Linked DNA regions of Homo sapiens: regions 2 and 3 are each linked to region 1. Evidence: chromatin loops called from intact Hi-C (ENCODE). Cell type or tissue: mammary epithelial cell. All regions are shown on one strand.

What was found. A loop is a pair of places that touch in the nucleus more often than their neighbours do. Peaks named below come from ENCODE experiments on the same cell type or tissue, not always from the same donor. Only the 100,000 strongest peaks of a DNase experiment are listed, where the experiment ranks them.
Region 2: a loop joins it to region 1, with 7 times the contacts of the local background. A loop is called at or near these places in 13 of 110 quality-filtered maps.
Region 3: a loop joins it to region 1, with 11 times the contacts of the local background. A loop is called at or near these places in 2 of 110 quality-filtered maps.

Annotation. Positions count from the first base shown.
Region 1 is chr6:10,425,516-10,433,515 of GRCh38, forward strand. It overlaps LINC00518 (long intergenic non-protein coding RNA 518), which reads right to left. Exons shown (of 3, transcript NR_027793.1): 3 at 2,270-4,798. It overlaps LOC107986564 (a long non-coding RNA gene), which reads left to right and starts at 913. Exons shown (of 2, transcript XR_001743960.1): 1 at 913-1,245; 2 at 2,568-2,766. RefSeq lists a silencer at 629-898. In mammary epithelial cell, CTCF peaks have their summits at 819 and 4,298 (motif pointing left); DNase peaks (open chromatin) are centred at 4,306, 4,696 and 6,086; H3K4me3 peaks cover 779 bases; H3K27ac peaks cover 6,235 bases.
Region 2 is chr6:9,410,117-9,418,116 of GRCh38, forward strand. No RefSeq gene overlaps it. Among named protein-coding and RNA genes, the nearest start is that of HULC, 760 kb to the left of the region's middle. In mammary epithelial cell, a CTCF peak has its summit at 3,019 (motif pointing left); no DNase peak of the experiment used is centred here.
Region 3 is chr6:9,845,256-9,853,255 of GRCh38, forward strand. It overlaps the pseudogene OFCC1. Among named protein-coding and RNA genes, the nearest start is that of TFAP2A-AS2, 560 kb to the right of the region's middle. In mammary epithelial cell, a CTCF peak has its summit at 6,959 (motif pointing left); DNase peaks (open chromatin) are centred at 3,056 and 6,886; H3K27ac peaks cover 1,269 bases.

The DNA of each region.
Region 1 (8,000 bases):
GGACTGGGCATAACTCCACTCCACCTCTGCGATTCTTCTTCTCGTTTCCCGTCTTCTGTCTTTTCTTTCCTCCCTTCCCAACTCCTAGCGCGCTACTTTAACGTCTCAGTCTCGTTCGCTAAGCCCATGCGCCTGGGACTTGTTCTTTGAATCTCAAGTCCGAAAAGCCAGGAATCCTCGATCATGGACTTCCTCCTGCTAAATTAGAGGGAGTGAAATTTCGCTCTCCTCTCCATCCTACTTCCCCATCCCAAACTCGCTAGATTAAGTTCGCTGACCAGGCGCGCACCCAATGGCAGCACCCTCTCCAACATTTTCCCCACCAGAGAGGCAAGTGTCCTACATTTGTACGTAAAGGTCCCTGAGTGGCTAGGTGGAGAGGCTCGGATGTCTTTTCCTGGAGCGGGCCTCGGGGAGCTGCAGCAGCCCCAGCCTCAGGCACCACAGCCAAGCGAGCGCGCCTTGGGCTCGCTGCTCTGCACGCAGCTGGAGGTCTGGGCCGCTGACCCTCTGGCCACGTAGTCAACCCGAGGATGTGTGCCCCGGGGCTCGGCCTTGCCTCGGGTGAGAAGGCTAGTCACCATTCAGGGTGCAGGTGTCATGGCCTGGAAATGGCAATATCTGAGCAAACAGGTGGGCGTCGCTTCCCGGCGGTGCGGTGGCCGCTGGCTCGCAGCGCGCTCCAGCTTTCGGCGCCGCCGCCGCCCCTTTGCTCTGCGGACTCAGCCAGTTCCCGGGTGGCCCAGCTGGGTGGCTCCGAGGCCTGCCCCCTTGGGCTGCGGCGGGAGGCGGGGACTGCAGTGCCGAGTGTAGGGCGCCCCAGCCGGGCTGGCGGTTCACGCTGCGCTCGGGCCTCTGCCGGGAGGGCGCCCTGGCGCCAAACCCGGGCGGGCAGGGGGGTGGAGAGCCGATTGAGTTTATTCCCATTCAGAATTTAGAGGCTGGTGGAGACAGAGAGTCTCCTAAATGGATGCAAGTCTCCTGAAAGTCTGGGCCGGAAGCCTCGAAACTTTCTGCCACGCAAAGCCCCAGCTAGTCTCCAGGGCTCGGTCCTGGTTCCCTTTGTGCAGGCCCGGAAGTGTCCGCCCGGTTTTCCCACTGCCTGGAGGGGCCCAGGGTCGCGGATAGACTCGGACAAGGCTCCGTTTACTTTCAGTTTGTCTTAGTTGACTAATGGCGGGACTGGTTGTAATGCGTGCTCTGAGATTTTCTCCAGGATTTGTCACTTTAATTTTGCAATATGAGGTAAGGCCATGTTTTTTAAAGTGGAGACACTCTCTTTGCCTTTCCTGCCTTCCTAAAGGAAGCACATCCTCTTGATGTGCCCGACGGGACCTGCAGACTCCAGACTCCACTGCTTTTTCTCAAAACCACACACTTGAAAAGAATACACTTCGATTGCTGTTAAAACTTGTCAGATTTCCATGTTTTAATCGCTGGCAATGTCTTAATAATGGAACCTTACCACTTTTGCACGTGTTGCTGAAAAGAGAGCTCTCCAGTAAAAGTGCCGTGCCCATGAGTCTCTTGAGGCTGTGCAAGGTTACTTATCAAGGATCTCAAAATGACAGGCAGGCTACCTCTGGATTTCCAATCACATGTTCAAAACTCAAAGATTCTCAGTCTGGAGAGGTTTGGTTTTGTTTTGGTTTGGTTTTAAAAGCTCATTCCTCCCCCCCCCCCACCCCCAATAACACAGTACTTAATTGTTTTATTAAATTGTTCCAGGCTCTGGAACCCTGGGGAGGCACTCTTCAAATGGTATTGTTTTTTCTGTATTTATGTCAACACAGGAAGTTGCATTAGAAACTTAAGTTGACAATTTAATAAGGCCTGATCAAGTATATGAGGTTTTTTTAAAAAAATTGACGTAGCACATATCACTTCATTTGTTTTCAAACTCAAAATGTGCTCTTTCTGAATCTTACGATGTAAATCGTAGAGTCTTTATACTAGATAATTTTAGCTGTGATATTGTGAATATAAGAATTGTACAATTTTCCTTTGAAATGTGCTGCTGAGAAGAATAAAAATGAAGTTTTCTCTCTGGAAATGGCTGGAAACAAACGTCAAAACCTGACAATTTACACACACAGTTCTCTTTCTGACTTGACTCACCCCTTTGAGAATTACTTTTTAAAACACCAAAGTTATAGGATACTAAGTTAATTGTGGTCTTTCTAATTCTGAAAAACTGGTTTTCATTTGCCTCAAGAACTTTTAAGGCAAAGTTGTCTAAGATACTTCCTTGAACAAAGACTCAGACAAAAGCATTTGACTGCTTTTAATTTCTCAGCATTTTTACATTTTAAAACTATAGCTTGAATGAAACTCAAGTGTCCTGAATAAAGAATAAATACTTAAAAATTGTTTAAATACATATTTTCTCCTTTCATTGTTGGAGCATTCAAGCAAAGATTGTGTAAAATTCAGGTTAAGTAAAATGTAAAAAATACATATCCAGTTTACATTACATATTCTTTTTGTGTACAAATATTTATACCAATAAAAACCCCCTAAGATATTTATATCTTTAACATCTATTTTTCTTTTACCTTTACTACTAGAAAGAGAAGCTAACAAAGGAAAGCCTCTTCAAAAAATGGGATTTCCTTGGCCTTAGCAGTTCTGGTGTGTTCCACTGCCAACACTAGGTAGGAAAAATCTGACTTGTGATGTTGTGATTAAATAGCGGCCTGGCTCAAACTGCCCAAAGAGAGGGAATTCACTATGAGTTCCACAGTTTTATCTTGAGGAAGAAACTAGCAGAAACACAGAATTTTAGAGCCTTAGAGCTCTCATTACAAAATGGCCCTCACTATAAAGTGGCATATACTGAACCCAGCTTAGATGTGTGTACTGAGCCCAGTACAAATGTATATAGTGAACCCAGAGCTCTCATTACAAAATGCCTCTCACTATAAAGTGGCATATACTGAACCCAGCTTAGGTGTGTGTACTGAGCCCAGTACAAATGTATATACTGAGCCCAGAGCTATTCAGCTTGTTGGTGGTGGGGGTGGTTAGGATTAGATGACAACACCTATTCTCGAATGAGTTAGTCTATGATGCTGTGTCCTAGATTGTGCTCAAGATTAAAAACCTGATTAAAAGACCTTTTTGACTGAAGAGTGTTCTTAAACCTTAGCATCCAATCTGCTTTAAACAGGTTGCAATTAAACATAATGCTATGTGTTCATTGTTAATTGCAGACAGGAAATGTCCAGTGTTGATAGAAATTACCTCTAAAGTCTTGATTCTGGAAGAAGCTAGAGAAATGGCTCTTGGATTTCTAATACTGGCACTTCTTTGGTGACTGTTTCCCATGAATTACCTCAACTTGCACTGAAAGCCACAAGAAAACCAAAAAATGCAAACTACAAGCCTGAATATGCCTACAGATTACCTGTGTCTTTAATGTGTCTTGAGCAGTTTGGATACATGCTTGATATTTTGTGGCAACAAAATACTAGTGCCAGACCTGTATACCTATGTAACAAACCTGCACGTTCTGCACATGTATCCCAGAACATAACATATAATTTTAAAAAATTCAAAAATAAATAAATAAAATTTAAAGACTCAAAAAAAAAAATACTAGTGCCAGGACTCCACTTTTAGTATCACTTTTCATATTTTAGTATTTAGTATTATCATTTTATCTTTCAATGTATTAGTGAAGCTTCTACGGTATTGTTCTGTCTTTTCAAATCAACAGGTGATAGTAGGAAAGCAGGAATAATCTCCCAGGAATCATTATTTTATTGAGAGTTATTAGGGAGTAATAAGAAACTTGACAATAAGAGTGGAAACATTAAATCAAGGTGGGGGGAAAAAAGAAGTATCTACCTAAAGAAAATGTTTTATTCATCAATAATCATAACAATGGAAATGGATTATGAAAACAGCTAAAGGAAATCTTCACCAATAAGTTTGACTATATTTATTCCAGTCTCTGTGACACCAAATCTCATGATTTTCTAAAAAGATGTGACTCAAAATTAGCAAACACTGCAAAGAAGACACACGTGCTATTTATGAGTGCTTTTAAGTCTCTTAGCAGAGACACATTTGGAAGCTAAATGGAATCACAGTGACTAAAACTTTTTCTGAAATCCCCAATCCGATGTTGAAGCACATGGCTCAGAAACAATCTCAATATCATCAAATAACTAAACCACAAAAAAGAAAAAGAAGCTCTCAAATATCCCTTTCCCAAACGTTTCCCAAATGTATACACATATGTAGACAGTAGAGGCTAGAACTGGAATTGTTTTTGCCTAAACATTTGCTGCCCCCACGTGTCCCTTTAGAAAACTGAGTGTTAAAGCTAAATCATGTTCATTAGCACCTTCTATACAGCATTCGCAGGTTAGGTACGCTTAAGTGTGATCACAGAAACAGCCCAGTGTTGGTAGAAAGTACCAGAGACAGGGCGGGGAAGCAGGGAGGGAAGAAGCTGACTTTTGCCACAGACTCCTGGGGTAATCCCCAGTAATTACATAAGGTCCATGTGTCTTTGTCTCTTCAAACTTGAAATGGGTGGCAGGCTGGTGGGACGGGACGAGTAGCCAGATTTTCACTAAGGTTCCATCTAGCTCTAATATTTGGTCACTCTCATTGAGGATGATAAAAGAGAAGTAGGGAAACCCAGTTATCCCATTTCTGGCTAAGTCGTCACTTTGGAGGTGTGGCCAAAAACTCATGAATGAACTTCCTGTTTCATCACTCGAATCCATTACCTCGGTTCTCTGTCATCTTGACAAACTTGCTTCCCAATGTCTGAGTGGCTCTGAGCCTAAGGAGACAAGAAGGAGTTTGTTTTCTTTAATGTCCAACAATTATACATTATACAGTATCCTGCTCATGACTACAAAAATGAAAATCATCTTCCACGTTTATAGTGTGTATCAGTAGCAGGTGCCTCAACACCTCAACAGCTCTGACTAGTTTTTTTTTTTTTTTTTTTTGAGACAGAGTCTCACTCTGTCACCCAGGCTGGAGTGCAGTGGCACAATCTCGGCTCACTGCAACCCCCGCCTCCTGGGTTGAAGCAAGTCTCATGCCTCAGTTGGGACTACAGGCACACACCACCACACTCGGCTAATTTTTGTATTTTTAGTAAAAACAGGGTCATCATGTTGGCCGGGCTGGTCTCGAAATCCTGGCCTCAAGTGATCCACCTGCCTTGGCCTCTCACAATGCTGGGATTACAGGCGTGAGCCACCTCGCCTGGCCACTAGTTCTTAAATCTCCACAATACCATGATCAGCATGGCAAAGCCATTCTCTCCCTATTCCAGTTTTGTTCAACTCTCAGGCAACCACATGTTTAAAGAAAGGCTGGGTCCCTCCCTTGCCCAAGGGGGTGAATTTTGATTCATCTAAGAGAGATATTAGTTTTATCCTGATCACCATCTACGAAGACATGTAACTTAAAAATTCAAAGCCCCAAAGGCAGGAAATGCAAACTTTTAGGTTAACTAGGTGGATTTTCAAACATTTTCTCCATTACCAGATGGTCTAATATTTAACTGAATAGAAAACAGATTTATAGTGTGAAAAATATTTGTGTATTCTTACCTAAATCATGAACCCATTATTTACCTTCTCTCTGTGTACCAAGAAACCAAAGACATTTAATGGGCATGATTACCAACTATAATCAGAAGTATCTAGGGAGAGCCAGAGGGGATGTGATCTTAGAACAGGCTTTAGAGTGACAGACGTGAAGTCATTGTCCTTTGAGCTACAGTTCAGTTTGGTGGAAGAGCAAAGTGCCAGGACTATTGCAGGCCCATTCTTCATTCTCAGGGTTTTGTCATTTCTGCAATGATTCTCAAATGACAGTCTCTATTCCCATGCTGCACCCATATTTTCCCAAAGCTGATTAATTTAACTACAATATATACCCTTCTCAAAAACTGCTAATGTAACAGGTAGGAAACACTCAATATTCGGGAATGCTGATGAGTTTCCTGAGTAGCATGCGACTGGAATGGGAAGAACAGGAATCTGGTATCAGCCTAGCCACAGGCTGGCTGTTATGTCCTTGGGCAAGTTTCATCTTGTCTCTGGGTTGTATTTCCTGACCTGTAATGCAAGAGTATCAGTCCCAACCATCTCTGAGGCCCTTTCCAGCTCTCAGAGACTCTGGAATCAGATTCATACATCTGTCAGCTGAGTTTCCAAACAACACAGCCTGGAAACAACAATTCTAAAAATAAAACATACAACTAAGAAACCAGTCACAAGACTAGAAAACATCATCACATGTATTCTGTCACTGGTAACAAAATAGTTGCATACATATGCGAGCCAGTCCTATTTATTATTATTTTTTTTTTAGAGACAGGGTCTTGCTCTATTGCCCAGGCTGGAGTGCAGTCACCGCTAACTGCAGTCTTGAACTCCTGTGCTCCAACGATCCTCCTGCCTCAGCTTCCCAAGTAGCTGGGACCACAGGTGAACATTGCCACACCTGGCTAATTTTTTATTCTTATTTTTATTAGAGAAGAGTTCTCCCTTTGTTGCCGAGGCTGGTCTCAAACTCCTGGTTTCAAGTAATCCTACTGCCTCAGCCTCCCAAAGTGTTGGGGTTACAAGCACGAGCCACTATGCCCAGCCAAGTCAATCCTATTTTAGATTCATCATTATTCATTAGAAAAAGTATTTTCACTTATTTGTATCTCACCCTAACTTATAAAATCCAAATAACGTTTGACTGACATGAAGATAATATGCCACTTAATCATGTTATTGACTTCACTTAAGTGGGCTACACAAATAACGCCAATAATATTCAGTAATATAAAAATTATGACATTTTTCTAAGGGAACTGAGTCATACAGGCCTTGAATGATTATATATAATAATCTTTTTTTTTTTTTTTTTTTTTGGACACGGAGTTTTGCTCTTGTTGCCCAGGCTGGAGTGCAGTGGCGCAGTCTCGGCTCACTGCAACCTCTACCTCCCAGGTTCAAGTGATTCTCCTGCCTCATCCTCCCGAGTAGCTGGGATTGCAGGCATGCACCACCATGCCCGGCTAATTTTTTGTATTATTAGTACAGACAGGGTTTCACCATGTTGGCCAGGCTGGTCTTGAGCTCCTGACCTCAGGTGATCCACCCGCCTCAGCCTCCCAAAGTGCTGGGATTACAGGCCTGAGCCACCGTGCCCAGCAATAATCTTTATAGTCAAGTTTGCTGTTGTGTGTTTTTTTTTTTTAAAAAACAGAATTAGTTGTTTTGTCTTTTATTTTGTTTTGTTTTAGAGGCAGAATCTCACTATGTTGCCCAGGCTTATTTTGCACCACTGGCCTCAAGCAGTCCTCCCAGCTCTGCCAAATTTTAGACACCTGGACTTGGAAACCCATGAGAAGTTGGCCAGCGCTTCCTTTTGCATTTATGCAGAGCAATGGTAAACGTCAGCAGCAAATTTACAATCAATCTTATTTTCCAGTGTCTCCAGAGATTTGATTGTTTTGCTTATATGGCTTATGGCAATACTTACCTCCAATGTCTGATTTTTCAAAAAAATTTCATCTAATCCTTTGTGCAATGGTTTACATCTAATTTTTTTTGTTCTGAGATGTAGACAGCTATTAAGAACTGATCTTTGCACAGTAAATTTTTCCTATTCTTAGTCATTATCCTTAGGTGAGGCAACATGGTGCCATTCAGTTATTCAGCAAATTCTCACATCTTCCGTGTGCCATGCATTGTTACAGGTTTTGAGCCTAGAACCATGAAAACAAAAGACAAAAATCTCTGCCCTTGTGGACTTTGTATTCCAGAGGAGAGAAAATAAACAAGGTAAGTAAAATATATAGTATGGTAGATAATGAATGGTATGGGCTGAAGGAAAAACATAAACAAAGACGTTAGGTAGTGCTGAGAGGGAGGGTGGTTTGCAGTTGAGATAAGGATGTCTCCAAGGATATGGTGGCATCTGCATTACCAGAGAAACATTCCAGGCAGAGAAACCAGTGAGTGCAAAGG
Region 2 (8,000 bases), 1.0 Mb before region 1:
GCTCTGCATTTCCATGATCATTTATATTTATTTACCTATCTTCCTAGAAAATTCTCTGTTGTATCTAACTTTCAAATTACAAGTATGTATTTATTATTCAAAGAATTCTCATACCTATTTCCTTTTTTATAAAGCTTTCTGTTTTGATATAATTTCAAACTTGCAGAAAACTTGCAAGAATAAGAAAAGGAACTCTCATGTACTCTTCACCATTCACTATTACCATTCACGATTTATTTACACTTTGCCTTACCACTTGCTTTACTGTTCTCTCTCATACTGTCTCCCTGGATAAAAACATAGATAGGTAGATAGATAGATAAAACATATTTCTCAACTATTTGAAAGCAAGTTAAAGATATCATGTCCCTTTACCCCTAAATACTTCAGTCTGCATATGCTAAGAACAAAGAATATTTTCTCACATAACCACAGTACAGTTATCATTATCAGGAAATTTAACAATAATAAAATACCATTATCTAATGTACCATTCATATTTAGGTTTTATCAATCATCTCAATAATGTCCTTTATAGCTACATTTTTTTTACTAGTTCAAGATCAAGGCCACGATTATGCATTTAGTTTAGCAATATCTCTTTAATCAACTTTAATCTGAAATACTTCCTCTGTCTTTGTTTTTTTTATTTTGTAGAATGCTACTCAGATTAGGTTTGTCTGATGTTTTGTCATAATTGAATTCAGATTATGCATTTTTAGTAGAAATACATCAAACATGTTTTCTTTTTATCTCATTTTATTAGAAAGTGCATGCTGTCAGTTAATCCAAATATTAGTGATGTAATATTTGGAGACTGAATTAATGTGGGATCAACTTAGGTCTTTATATTGTAAAGTTAATATTCCCTGTTATTAATAAGTAAGTTACTGAGAGATACTGTGAGCCTATGTAAACATCTTGTTCCTTAACAAATTTGCACCATGAGTTTTACTTTTTATTGATGATTTTCTAACCTCATGTTTGCATATTTATGTCAGTGTTCTACTTGAGGAAAGAGATGTTCTCCTTTTCTCTATTGATGTATTTATTGATTTATATTCATATAAATTCTTATATAATGAGTTATAATCCGCTTCTCTGATAATTATTTTGATGTTCAAATTATCTCAGATTTGACTGGGACAGCTGAGGCTTGCCATCCTCTGAATGTGTCCCCCAAAATTCATGTGTTGAAACTTAACCCCTGATGCAACAATGTTGAAAGGTGGGGCCTTTGGGGAAATGTTTAGGCCAGTGGTCCCAAAACTTTTTGGCACCAGGGACCAGTCTGACTGGTTTTGTGGAAGACAATTTTTCCACAGATGGCCAAGAAGAGAGGGGGGAGGGGAGAGGGGGGATTGTTTCTAGATGAAAGTATCCCACCTCAGATCATCATGCCTTAGATTCTCATAAGGAGCACATAGAGTTCATGCTCCTATGAGAATCTAATGCTGCCCCAATCTTACAGGAGGCAGAGCTCAGGCAGTAATGCTCACTTGCTCACCACTCACCTCCTGCTGTGTGGCCCGGTTCCTAACAAGCCACACACTGGTACTAGTTTGCACTCCATGGGTTAGGGACCCCTGGTTTAGGCCAGAAGGGCCCCACCCTTATGAATTGATTAACACTATTGTAAAACGGCTTGATGAGGACGTTTGGTCCCTTTTACCTTTCCAGCCCTTCTGCCACGTGAGAACACAGCTTTCCTCTTCTCTGGAGGATGCCATCTTGGAAACAGACCAACTGGTCTCATCACACAAGGAAACCTGCTGGTGTCTGGACCTTGGACTTCTCAGTTCCAGAACTATGAGAAATCAATTTCTTTATAAATGACCCAGGCTGTGGTGTTATGTTATAGTGACACAATGGACTAAGACAGGGCTCTTTCAAGTTGGCAACACTGTCCTTTTAATATGCTCATTAACATGATTTTTTAGCATTTCCTTACTTTCTGGAGAAACAATAAGTTACCACTTTCTCTTACATTCATTCTTCCTAACACCTCCTCTTTTTTTAAAAAAAATAGAAACGTTTGAAGCATTCATGTACAGTTGTTACCAATGAGGAGAGGAATGATTATGTACTGTGATTTTTGTAATAGGAAAGGTGTTAATCTCTAAATTATATCTCCTCTCATGAATGAAAATTTTAGCCTCAGAAACTATAATTTCTAAATGACCACAATCCCCAAAATCACAGGAACCATGTCTGTTATATTTATCCACACATACCTCTGACTAGCACAACAAAGAAATATGTATTGAATGAATGAATGGGAAGCAATAGAAGAAGAAAAAGTGAGAAACAGCTGACCCGATTATTGCCCCTAATTGTTCCTCTATTATTAGTAAAGGCCTTGTGACTCAATGTTAGAAACGTGTTCCTTTACTTCAGCGATCCTATTTATTAATATATTTTCTTTCTTGGATCCTGTGTTTTGAAAGGTTTGTCCAGCAAAGTAACTGCATTGTGCAATGATCTTAAGACGTTTATCACAAGTCTATGACTACAAACGGATTTCCTTACAATGTCAATCATCCAAATGTCAGTACCACTGCGTACTGAAAGAATTAAGAATCTGCCAGAATTTCCTTTTAAAATAATATTAGAAAGAGACAACAAGAGAGTAATTGGCACCCATGGATGTTGCATGTGAAGTAACTTGTAAATGCATGTAGTTTTTCTCCTTTAATTTAGGGATTTATAAAGATAATTTGAAGTGTGAAATGGTAGAGGTAAGTTTGTCGTTCTTAAACTGTATTATCTCACTTGACACTTGATCAATGTACACTTTTGCCTTGCTTGCAATTGATCTTTCCTCAGCTTGTGTTGCTAAAATTTCCTCTGCTGGAATTCATGGTTCATGGTGGCCCTCAGAATTTACGAGGGAGTTTTTAAAAAATCGAGGAGTATAGAAAAATAATTCTGCATTCTTTCTGAAATACTCCATTTTTTCTTTCTACACCTCCTCCCACCCATAGGTATACATTGAGTACACCATGCACTCCTCACCAGCCCACTCCGCTGCCCCCTAGTGTTCTTTGGGCAGAATGTGAATGGGTTAAGAGCAACCAGCCAGTCGTTTCCCTCTTTACTTATTTGCATGTTTTAAGATCATTGACTCTATATTTCAGTCGTTCCAAAAGTATAGCTACACAGTGAAATGATCTGAATTATGTTCTCCTCTAAAGCATATATCAAATTACAAAATATAATATTGAAGCTGAAGTTATTTTCCTTCCCATAGAATAAGAGAATGAGTTTAATGGGAATTCACAAATTTCCTTAGCATTTCTCAAGTACAAATGACACAGAATTGTAGCTGTGATTTCAGATGGTGGGAGAAGAGTGTTAGTAGCTCCTTACAATTGGAGAGTGTCATGTTTCATATGCCAATATGCATTTTAAAATTGAACTATCTATTTAGAAGTTGTTACAATTATGGAACAGGTAGTTTTTCTGTTCTTCACCAGAAAAATACAATTAAAAACTACTGAAGCCATGACTGATTATTAATTTAAGTAAAATTATGACCCAGGGATGATGCATTGTTCAGCTGCATTTTAGGAAATCTCTTCACATATTTTGATAATGATACCTGAGTATGAACCATCTTATTTATACTGCAAAGTGTTTCTAATTTGAGAACTACAATAAAATAATATAAAGTGTTTTTTCTGCATTTAGATATAAAGTTTGTATTACTCATTGATTGCAATAAGGAGGTTGCTGAATCTACCTGTTGATGTTCTTCATATTGAAAGTAATTCATTTATGAGTTTAATCTCCTGAGATATGCTGTATTTGTGTTTGTGCATATACAAACATTCATAACATGTGGAGAATATATATGAACTTATTTGTATTTATATATAAATGCATATGTACAGAAATCAAAATTTTTTTCAATGAGGGTAGTAAGGTACTGTCAATTGGATATTAACAACATATTTAGAAAAAAAGTCTAAATATGGCTCAAGGATGAGTTAAGTTGGTATGCTAGAGCAAGCTAAGAAAAAAAAAAAACGCAGCTCACTGCTACATTATTGCTATAGTCAGTGTCAGCCATGGAGATAGAGATAAAGAAAATGCTCTAAAAGAGAACGCCTCACACCGTGCACCTTGATTTCTCTCTTGTATGGAAGAGAAGCTAACCTCTTGTAAATTTATATATGGACTCGTTAGACATTGCAAATGATTTGACTGATTGGTCAGGAACCTGGAAGTATCAATATTGGACAATTTAGGATAAGGAGGTCTGGGCTAGAGGGATGTGGATAAACCTACAGGTATAGGTACAGGTGAAAAGTGTGATGACTTTTATATTGCACGTTCACGTTCACCAGTGGACGGTCACCATGTAAAAAACACTAAACCATTAGTAGGCAGAATGGTTCAGCCAGTGGATATCAGTCATCCCCTGTCACTGGCTAACCCAGTGCTGATCCTTTGGGTGCATGCACAGAGTAACCATGATTGCAGAAATGGAAGCTATGCACAAATTCAACAGCATTATCCCCCATTCATCAAAGTTGACCTTGTTATTGCTGCTTTTGAATGTCCAAACTTCTTACTGAACCCCCAATATGGCACCACACCTCTAGGAGATCAATTAGCAACTTGGTTGTGAGTTGATTAACTTGACCCTTTCCACCCTGAAAGGAGCAGCAATTTATCTTGACTGAAACTGACACATATTCCAGATATGACTTTGCTTCTTGCCTGCAGAGATTCAGCCAGCCCCACTATCTTAGGCCTTACAGACGTGGATCCTGTGTAACATGGCACCAGACCAAGGGGGACACTTCATCAAAGCAGATGTAGTAGTGGACATAAAATCATGGTATCTACTTTTTCTATCACATGAACCCCCGGGAAGCTGCCAGCATAATCGAAGTGATGGAATGGCTTTTAAAGTAATCTTGAGGCAGAACTTAGGGATGACACCCAGAAAGGATGAGGTGGCATCCTTCAGATGCAGTATGCTCCCCAAATCAACAACCACGATATGACATTGTGTCCTAATTTGTTAAAATACAAAGTCCAGGGCCGGGCATGGTGGCTCACGCCCATAATCGTAGCACTTTAGGAGGCCGAGGCGGGCAGATCATGAGGTCAGGAGATCGAGACCATCCTGGCTAACATGGTGAAACCCCGTCTCTACTAAAAATACAAAAAATTAGCCGGGCATGGTGGCGGGTGCCTGTAGTCCCAGCTACTTGGGAGGCCTCAGGCAAGAGAATGGCGTGAACCAGGGAGGCGGAGCTTGCAGTGAGCCAAGATTGCGCCACTGCACTCCAGCCTGGGTGAAAGAGCAAGACTCCGTCCCCCACCACCAAAAAAAAAAATACAAAGTCTGAAAATCAAGTAAAGAAGTAGAGGTGGCTTTGCTTACCTTCACTTGCCATATAAGGTGGCAGATGGGTCAAAATCAAATAAGGAAGTAGGAGTGGCTTTGCTACCCACCTACCCATTGACCCACTTAGGCAATTTGTGCTTCCCTTCCCCACAAACTTGGACTCTGTGAGGTTAAAGGCCTTGGTTCCCAGAGAGGAAATGCTTTTACTAGGGGAAACAGCAAGAGTCCCATAAACTTTAAACTATGATTGTCACCCATTCATTTCAACCAAGAATGGTTGGAACATCAGCCGGGAGGGAAAAGAGTCTCCATCCCAGCAGAGGTGATTGACTCTTATCATCAAAAATAAGTAGGTTTGCAAGAAGTAGTTTCACAATAGTGACAAGTACGAGTATGTTGGCTTTCCCCCCCATAATCCACTGGCTTGACTCTTGATACTCCCTTGCTCAATTTTGACAGAAAATGGGCACATTCAGCAGCCTCAGCCTAAGAGCATGGTGACCACTGGCTGTGACCCCCCAAGGATGAGGGTCTGAATAACCCTAGCGGGTGAGTTCCTGACTTTATACATGAGTACTGGTGCTCTCCAGAGGTGGGAGGAATCTAAAACAAGTAGTACAGTTGGGAAATGATGAGGACCAATTGTAATCTGTAGACCAGATGCAGAACTTTACAGTAACCATGTGAGTTTCCTCAGGAAAAGGACCAGCTGGAATTCTGGAAGAGCTATTGCCACATAGAGGATCTTCTCATGTCAAGCAAGTGATAGTCTGCATAGGAAGCTTACTTAACAGAAAGGTCCTTTTCTCTGCCATTCTGTATTCTGAACAGGCATGTTGTGGGCTGAATGGTGGCTTCCTAAAAGATATGTCCATGTCCTGTCCTCCAGAACTGTGAATATTGCTGTCATGATAAATTTTGTGTCAACTTGGAAGGCGTTTTCGGATGAGATTTATATTTAAATCAATGGACTTAGTGTAAAGCAGGGTGCGCTCCGTAATATGTGTGGACTTAATCCAAATAGATGGAGGTATGACTAGAACAGAAGACTCATCTCTCCCAAGCAAGAGAGAATTCTCTAGCAGCCTGCTTTCAGGCTTTATCTGCAACATTGGCTCTCCGTGGTCCTACAGCGGGCTGCCTTCAGACAGAAACTAGATTTTTGGCTCTCCTATGTCACCAGTCTGCTGGCCTGCCTTGCAGATTTTGGACGTACCAGCTCCATTATTATATAGGTCAATTCCTTTTAACAAATATCTTTCCATATAATAAATCCCTTTCTATATATAACACATCCTATTGTTTTTTTTCCTCTGGAGAACCTGACCAATACAATTACATTACATGGTAAAAGAATGAATATCACCTTATATGGTAAATGCTGTGATTAAGTCAAGAATTTTAAGCAGAAGAGTTTATTCTGGATTATCCGGGTGGGCTCTAAGTTCAATGGCAGGTATCCTAATAAGAGTGAGACAGAGGGAGATGTGACAGACAGAAAAGGAGGATGCAAGATGACCACAGAGGCTAAGATTAGAGTGATATATCCACAGGTCAAGGAATGCTGACAGCCACCAGAAACTGGAAGACACAACAGAACTGTGAGAGAAGAAATTTCTGTTGTATCAAGCCCCCCTAAACTAAGGATTAGCAGAAATGTGGCTCATGTCTAAAAATGTAAATCATATGTATTCTAAGGGATCTTTAATGATGAAATGCAGCACCTCTCTAGCAGAGACTGCAACATGCACTGGGTTCCTGGTTTGGGATAAACTCTAATGGCAGTAGTCACATTGCTGCTGAATGCACCATGCCCCTGTGAAACACAGGTTCACTCTCCTAGACTTCTTTCTCCACTACGATGATGCAATGAGTTCTCTTTCAAGGCTTCCACTGTCTACTTGAAAGTGGACTCAAGTCCATTCCAAACTTTTAGGTCTCCTAAATGTAATAGATGGGAACTAGTTCTTTCTCTCATGTATCAAATTGATGTAATTGAAGCTACCTTGCCTGGAACCATTTGCCAGAAATATTACAGTGAGAGAACTTGACCAACTGAGACAACTTGGTACTAACCTTAAGGCAGTTTTTACATTGTGGTCTCTGGACCAGAGGCATTAGCATCACGTGACAACTTGTTAGAGATGCAGAGTATCAGGCACCACCCTGGAGCTACTGGGTCAGAAACTCTGGGGTTGGGAGTCCAGCAAGTTGTGTTTTACTAAGCTCTCCAGGTGATTTTCTGATAATATTTTCGGAAGATATTCTGGCTTAGGTGGTTATTGAATAGTTCTCCTAACAAATTCACATTTGCATGACAACTTCTGCAGCTTCTTACAAAGCAAACAATAACAACAGAAAGTGTTTTTTCTTGGGTAGAGATGGTTGCAAGCAGAAACAAGGAGCAAGAAGCACCAGAGATAAATGGTAAATAAGTAACTGCAATTTTCCTGTTTTAAATACCTGTTTTTAGTATAGGGAACTGAACTCCCTGTTTTACAGACTTGGCTAGAATCCATTTCCACATTCTATGTAGATACTGATAAAAGCCTGAGTATCTGTTTCTGTCACACTCCTCTTAAACACTTCTTTCTCTAAACTTTTTAAAATTCAAAATCCAAGAAAAACAATTATGTTT
Region 3 (8,000 bases), 580 kb before region 1:
TGATATTTTCTAGGAGACAAGTAAGATATAACTCCCAGCTGTATTACCATTCCTGTAATGCCCCATTCCGAAATATCATATAGATGAAGGGGCCCAAATGTATCCTAGGATGAAATGGGGTCATGCTTTCCAAAAACCTGACCCTTCAGGTGAAGTGAACTAGGAGGTCTCTATCATCTATAATTGGCCCATACTCAATCAGTAGCAAAACATATGTACAAAATAAATAAAATGCATTAAATCCAACATTAAGGGACATACTTCTCAAATGTTTTACCAGTCTTTAAAAGTGACATAGGAATGTATTCGTTGAGGCCTTCCCCTTCGAATTTCAAATCCTGCATGAAAGAAAATAGATATAAAATTAAATGGATTCAAAACACACTTGAAACATCTATGTAAAAGTTGGATTTTCTGATACCAGCTATGCTGACCCTCAAAATTAAGCTTCCCAGAGCCAAATAAGAATATGGGAATTATACCTTTAACACTCAACTTATTATAGTATCTGATTTTTCTTACTTACCTAATTACTTTTCAGCCAGAAAGGCAGAGGGAATAGTAAAAAACATAACAAAAATATGATAAATACTTAGATCCCAGGACAGCTTTCTCTGTCTTTTCCTACTTTTATTTTCCTCTCTCTTTCTCACATTCACATACACATTCCACAGTGGTATGGTTTTAGATCATGTAAATGGACATATGGCTAGATGTGTAAGATGCTAGAGATGTTAATAATAATTTTATTCATATAATTTATTATTCAATCCAGGGCATTTGGGGGAAAGGGGAAGAAACAATTATGTATGCTAGGATAACAGGCATAAACTTGCACTATGCATACTATAATGCATAAAACTATTACTAATACTATTAATAATAATCCTGTAGGGTTACATACAAGCAAATATCAACATATTCAGTAAAAGTGAATGATGGGGGTGGGAGTACAGAGAGAGAGAGAGCATGCACTCAACATGGAAGCAGCAGTCTTCAATAACCTAATGTCAAAATGACACACCATGAAATCTGCTGTGTACTTTGGTCACACAGTTCAATGCTGGTTCAACATAAGAGGGAGCGATACAAAGTTGTGAATAACAGCAGACTGAGATCACTGGTTCATAGCAGTTATGAAATCCAGACAAGGAAATGTCAAAGGTTCTTTGATGAAGACTCAAGGCCTGAGAATAATTCTCTACAGCTCTTGAGTCTACCTTCTGTACTCTTGGTTCTGTCATCTGAATCTTTCTTTTTTCATGAAAGGTAACACATCTTTGAAGCTAAGTCATTTTCTTAACCTGCTTTCTGCCATAGAATTTAAAGGTCCAAAGACCTCTTTTCATCTTGTTTTCTCTGTGTCCCTTTTAGTCCAAATACATGATTTTTCTGCTTGTATAATTCTTTTAAAAATTTTGTGGGTCTCCTATGAATCTTATTGGAGTCTACTATATTAGACAAAAGTCAAATTTATAAATCTTTTCAAAAGAAGACAAGTCTTGGGGCTCCCACCAACAGGATGAAGGTCAATGCCCTTAAGGTCCCTAGAAATCCTACTGCTTGATTGAGGAGGAACTGTGAGGCAACCCTTCATCTCTGTAGAGTGACTAGAGTCTCAGTGAATACAATTCTGAGGCACCACCTTTGATATTTCTGAGGTCTTAAAAGATTTGACTGTGCTGCTCTCAGCTTCATCCATGAACCATATTTTCCTGGCATGTGATCTTTGCTCAGAAGCCATTTCTTCCTTTGAGCATTGTTCGCTATCTTGGGAGGCTGAGAATTCTTAAAACTGTAAAGTCATGACTCATTTTATCAGTCCTTTCTTCAGTTTCTCTCTCTTCTCTCACATTTTGCTATAAGCCTCAAGAAGAAACCAGGCAGCACTTGAGATTCTGTGGTCAGGGATCTCTCTAGCTAGATCATCTGGTTTATTAGGCACATTTTCTACTTTTCACATAACTGCAAACAGCAGTGTTGCTAAACACTCTGACACTCCATAAAAAGATTTCCCCTCTTCCGTTTCCCATTGAGATTTTCCTCACTTTCTTACAAGCCCTCACGCCATTTCTTGAAGACCATAAGGTTTCTAGACATATCTTCTTCAAGTACTAGAAGCCTAACACTCTCCTCAAAACCCACTGTGCAGCTTCAATGTCACCCTCATGTTTCAGGTTCTGTTATGGTAACACTCCACCTCCAGGTACCAAAATCTGCATTAGTAATTTATCACTTTATAACACATTTCTCCAAAAACTAGACAGTTAAAACAACAAATGTTTACTATCTTACACAATTTCTGGAGGTCAGAAATTCAAAAGCCACTTAGCTGTGTTTTCCTGGCTCAGGGTCTCTCATGAATCTGCAATCAAGCTATTAGCTGGGTGGGAAGCCAGGTCAGGGGTCAAATGAGGCGGCAGAATCTGTTTCCTGGCTGAGACACGTGTTTGTTGGAAGGCCTCAGTTTGTGGTTTACTATTGGCTAGAGGCTTTGGTTCCTTATCACGTGGGCCTCTCTACAGTTTACTCACAGGATGACAGCTTACTACTCCACAGCAAAAGATGAAATAGGTCGAATAGAAGGCTCTACACATATCCACAAAAAAGGGCTAACACATTTTCTGAGATGGGAAAGATAGGGTAAGTAATGAACAGGGTTTTGAGAGGCAAAATTTAAGCACCCCAATTGGACGTGTTAAATTTGAGGTGTTTTTGAGATACTCAAATGAAGTGGTAAGTAGGAATGAGACACAAGGTTCTAGGAGGAAAGATCAGAGCCTTTGGCTATCACCAGCAAGAATTAGGTGTTGGAAATTAATGAAATCACTCTGTAAGACACCTCTAAGCACATTTGTATGCATTATATTATTTATTTGTTTGTCTGTGTTACATTATTTAATCCCCACAAAAACCCAATGATGTATATGCTTTAGTGTCATAATTATTTCATACATAAGTATGGAGGCTTACAGACCTTAAGGCATTTGCCCAAGGTTACAGTACGTGGTAGAAACTAGAGTTGACTCTCTGTGATTCAGCTCTTACTCAGTGTGACTGGTCTTTCATGTAGTCATTTATTGCCTTCCTAGAACATACATTCACAGGGTAACAGGTTTTTTGTGGTTTTTTTTTCACTTACTTGACCCCCCTATATTTTCTATGACTAGGTCATAAAAAGTCCCCTTGTGAAAACAATTAAAGGTTAAATCAGTGGATGTATATGGCCCTTTGGAAACAAATAGAAAGGGCTAGATGGTAAAATCTTATTAAATCTTATGTCATTTCCCTTTGTACCATTTTCCAAAAAGGATCAAACAGAGCAAGCATGCTTTACAAAGAGAATGAACTCCTTCACCAAGCCAACTATGTGCAAATCTTCTCAAGTATTTGAGAAGCATCAATTCTTAGTGAACTAACTAAAATGTATCTCTTCATTAAGGAAGATTTTATCACAAACTTTACTATGTAATAATTATTTCATGCAGCTTTAGTCATAGTTCTGCTTTTATATAAAAGTAATTCTTTTGTTATATAAAAATTTACTTTGGAATACTTTGCAGCCTGAACTTTCCACCAGATCCTATCAATCTAAATAAGTGATGGTTGACTGTAACTGGGGAATACAAAGAAAACAATTTGGCAAAAATTACCAGTAAATATTGTTGATCAACCAGAAATTAAGATAGTAATGTTCTACTTATTCATGTAACATTCAAACAAAATTCAAAAGATTCCTGGCTATCACTGAAGAAGTTAAATATTGTTTTCCAAAATTACCTGTCTAGATTTCTCCAGCCTGGATCACCTTTTCTAACAGCAATATGAAGAAATGACACGGAGAGTGCAAGATTGTTCCAGAGGCTTCTTTCTTCAAAAGAGACAAAACAATCCCTCCAAATGTTTTGTCATTTTCCCATAAATAGCTATAAATCCTATTTTTGTTTCCTTAACTCTCTTTTGGACAAGCAGCAAAAGTCATCAAAGAACAGATTAAGTTCTACAAACTGGGTGGTTGCTATTTTTCATTTTATCTACTATTGAATATTTCACTTGGATATTAATATTCATACTCATGATCTTCTTGCTTGTGGTAATGGCTAGTATAGGGGAGAAGGAAAAAAATAAAGGACATAATTCTAGCAAATATTCACTGACTACCTCTAATGTGCCAGGTATTAATCTAAGGACTTTATATGCACCAATCCACAGAATCCTCACATTAACCTTTCAGGTAGATACTATTATTGTCTCCATTTTACAAGCAAGGAAATGGCAAAAGCAAGGGGACCTCAGGCCTAGAGAGCTGACCTCCAGAGCACTGTACCTAACCCCTATATTAATGAGTTCTGAGTTTCATATTCTGATTATATTTTAGATAATTTGAACCAACTCTATTCAAAAACAATGGTTTGTGTGCAAACATACAGGAAATCATTCCCACACTGCAATTACTTATTTAGAAATAAAAATAACCTAACCCTATATGGAAAATTATCTCTTTGTTGGAATTCCTATCAAATTTATTAAGCCTCAGTAAATATCAAAACAGCAATATTAAAATTGTCTTTGAATTCAATGTCAATTCTTTAATTTTCTTGTTAAAACTAAAAACATGCATGAACCATGCTACTAAGCAATGTAAACAACATATTTCAGTAAAATATTGTATAACAATATATGAGATTCTGAATTTCTATGTAGAAATGCTCTCCTTTGTCATTTAAACTTTTTTATTTTTTCATTTAAATATGTTAATTTTCTCTCCATTTTCAAAAAAATCACACATTTAAGTACACAGGTAATAGGAAATTTTATACTTAGCAATCCAATATATATCAAGGATACACATGTGGTATAATTAATAACTACTACAATGATTGAAAATGTGTATACATGATTGAAATAAAAATCCAAAGTTTATATCACAGGCAAGACTAGATTTTTTCCTTTGAAGGGTGAAACCTTATGAAATAATTCTCGTTAAATATAGCCTCTGTGTTATATGGTTAACAACACTCATACAGTAACTTAGATTGAAGAGTTAATCTGATAAGCATCAAGCTAAAGAATAAATTGCAATAAAGCCTTGGAAAAACTTAAATAGTTGCATTCCCACCAGATGAAAGGAAGTATGTTTACCCAAATCCATAAGAATGTTCAGGACACTTATGCCCATGGGCATTTTTCATTCCTAGATGTTTGGAGTCTGGCCTGGAGAAGGAAAAGGAAAAGTTCTAATTGTCAATAGCTTTTGATAAGAGGTTAACCGAAAGAAAGTTTGTCTAAAATAGAGTGTTATTGACTGGAGAAAGTCTCAGGACAAGGTAAGAATTGCAAACTTCAGGACTTTTTTCTAAGTTCTAAAAACCTCCAGCAATGCCTTAATTTAAAACAGCTACAAGCAATTTGATAATATGTATCAGAATTAAAGCTGCGTAGATAAAGCTGGAATTTGCTTCTTCCACGGAGAGGAAAATATGGAGTTCCTTCACACTTCCAATAGATCTTTTGAGAGAGAACACTGAAATGTAATAGAGAGGAGACAGTAGACACTGTGGTTGAAAAAGGAGGAAGCAGCACTGCCTGCTTGGTGCTGCCTGGCATCAGGACCAGACCCCAGACCCAGACTGGACCCAATAAAGGAGCAAGTGAAGGAACCTCAGGATACCACATTCCTGCCACAGACTCCTGAGATCCTAGTTACAGGTGTTCCCACAACCTGCAGACCTTTGGACTGGCAGAGGGAATTACCTGGAGAATATGTAGAGGTATTACTTGAACCCCTGAGAACCCAAAAGGCTTCAGGGTGCGAGGCAACTGCAGCAAAAGGTGAGTCTGGGCACCTACTCTCCAAGGCTCTGCATCCTGCCCTGGGTGACTGCAGCTCTTGCTGTCTGTCCAGCTGGGAGAGAGTGGGGACTGGGATGATCACCCACCCAAGACAGGCCTGGCTGCCATTGCAGTGGGACCTAGGTGCATCTGAACTGCATGCCCCCATGCCTGCCAGGCCCTCACCAGACTGCCTGTCTGGTCATTCCCAGAGGAGGAGAGGTATGCGGTCCCCATGGCATAGCCTCCATCACACTGCCTGGGTGGTTTGTTGGCAGCCTGGGAGGAATTTACTCTCCAAATCACAGCCAATGTTTGACCCTGAGGAGCCAAAGGACAAACTACTGGCACAGTCCCAGTTTCCCAGGACCCAATCACACCACCTGTGGGTATGGGGAAGAGATTTGTGAACTGTCTCCAGGTGGGGAGGAGCTCCCACTGACAAAGCACAGTGAAGAGTGTGTAGTGGTGCTCCCTTCACAAAACTGGACTAGGAAGGATGTGGCCTGAAAGCTGCAGTTTCTGCCACAGGAAGCCTTGAGGTCTGGGATGCTTGGGACGGTGTGGTGATCTGGGTGCAGACGGCTTGGAACTAGCCTAACAAGTCAGGCCTGTTGCCAGTGACAGAGACCCACCTGCGCAGAGGTGTCAGAGCAGAGCTGAACAGGCCCTATGGCCCCTACCTTCTGAGCTGAAAACCATGGCCACCCCTCTTTCCATGACAGGTGCAGAAGGAGTGCCTCAATCCCTCCCTGGAGGGTTGTCCCAGTGACCTGAGGACTTCCCCGACAACCCCTCAAGGGTGCAGCACTCAGAGAGCCTGGTAATGGGCTTGCACAATCCAGCTCCACCTAGCTAGCCCTGCCTAGCTTTGCCCCCTCCAGCTCCTTGGCAGCAGAGTGCAGAACGAGAACCCTGAGAGCCCCATGTCTCGTCCATTGCCAGGGACACCCTGGTATTGCTCTCATCAACAAAGGCCAAGTAAAAATCCCAGTCATCACCGCAACTGCATCTCACCTACAGGCCCCACTTAATGGCATGGATGCCAAACTGCATGACTCACCACAACTTCTGCTGACATCACTGTACAGCGCTCAGCCAGCTCTTACCTGCAAGTGCCACCTCCTGGCCTGAAGGTTGAACTGCCCAACCAAATTTAATTTCTGCTGACAGAAGTGAACACCGCTGGGGAATGAGATAAGTCTCTTGAGACCTCCACCTACCCACTGCTATAGGAGACAGTAAGCCTGACCACACATACTTGAGAAAACCACTGTACTAAGGATGTCTATAACCAAGGAATTCATACAGTGCCTTAGCCTGCTAAAAGCACATAGAAGCAAAACCAAAAGACCCTATGCAACAGATGGAGCAGTAATAGCCTCAAGAGGAGAAGAAAAAAAATCCCACCCAAATGTAAGTAAATCCAAAAGTAAGAACTGACATATAGAGAAGGAACCAGAACAAGAACTCCAGCACCATGAAGAAACGAAATGTTGTGGCATCCCCAAAGTGCCACTCTAGCTCTCTAGCAATGGATCCTAACCAAAATGAAAACGTTGAAATGACAGGCAAAAAATTCAAGATACAAATTGCAAAGAAGTTCAGTAAAATCCTAGAGAAAGTTAAAAAGTAATACAAAGGAACACCAAAATAAACCAGGAATTGAAAGACAAGCTGGATATGTTTTTTAAAAAACACAACACAATTTCTGGAAATGAAAAATTTACTGAAGGAATTTCAAAACACAGTTGAAAGCTTTAATAATAGATTATACCAACCAGAAAAAAGAATTTCAGAGCTTGAAGAACAGTCTTTCTAATTAACCCAGACAGATAAAATAAAGAAAAAAGAATGTCGAAAGAAAAACAAAGCTTTTAAGAAATATGAGATTATTGAGAGCAACCAAATGTGACTTATAGGCATTCCTGAGGAAAAGAAGAAAAAGAAACCAACTTGGAAAACATGTTTGAGATAATAATTCAGAAAAATTTCCCTGATTGTACTACAGATGTAGACACCCAGAAACAAGAAATTCAGAGAATACTTTAAGACACTATACAAAATGAACATCACCAAGGCATATAGACATCAGGCTATCCAAGGTCAAAATAAAAGAGCAAATCTTAAAGGCAGCTAGACATAAGTGTCAAATAATCTATAAAGAG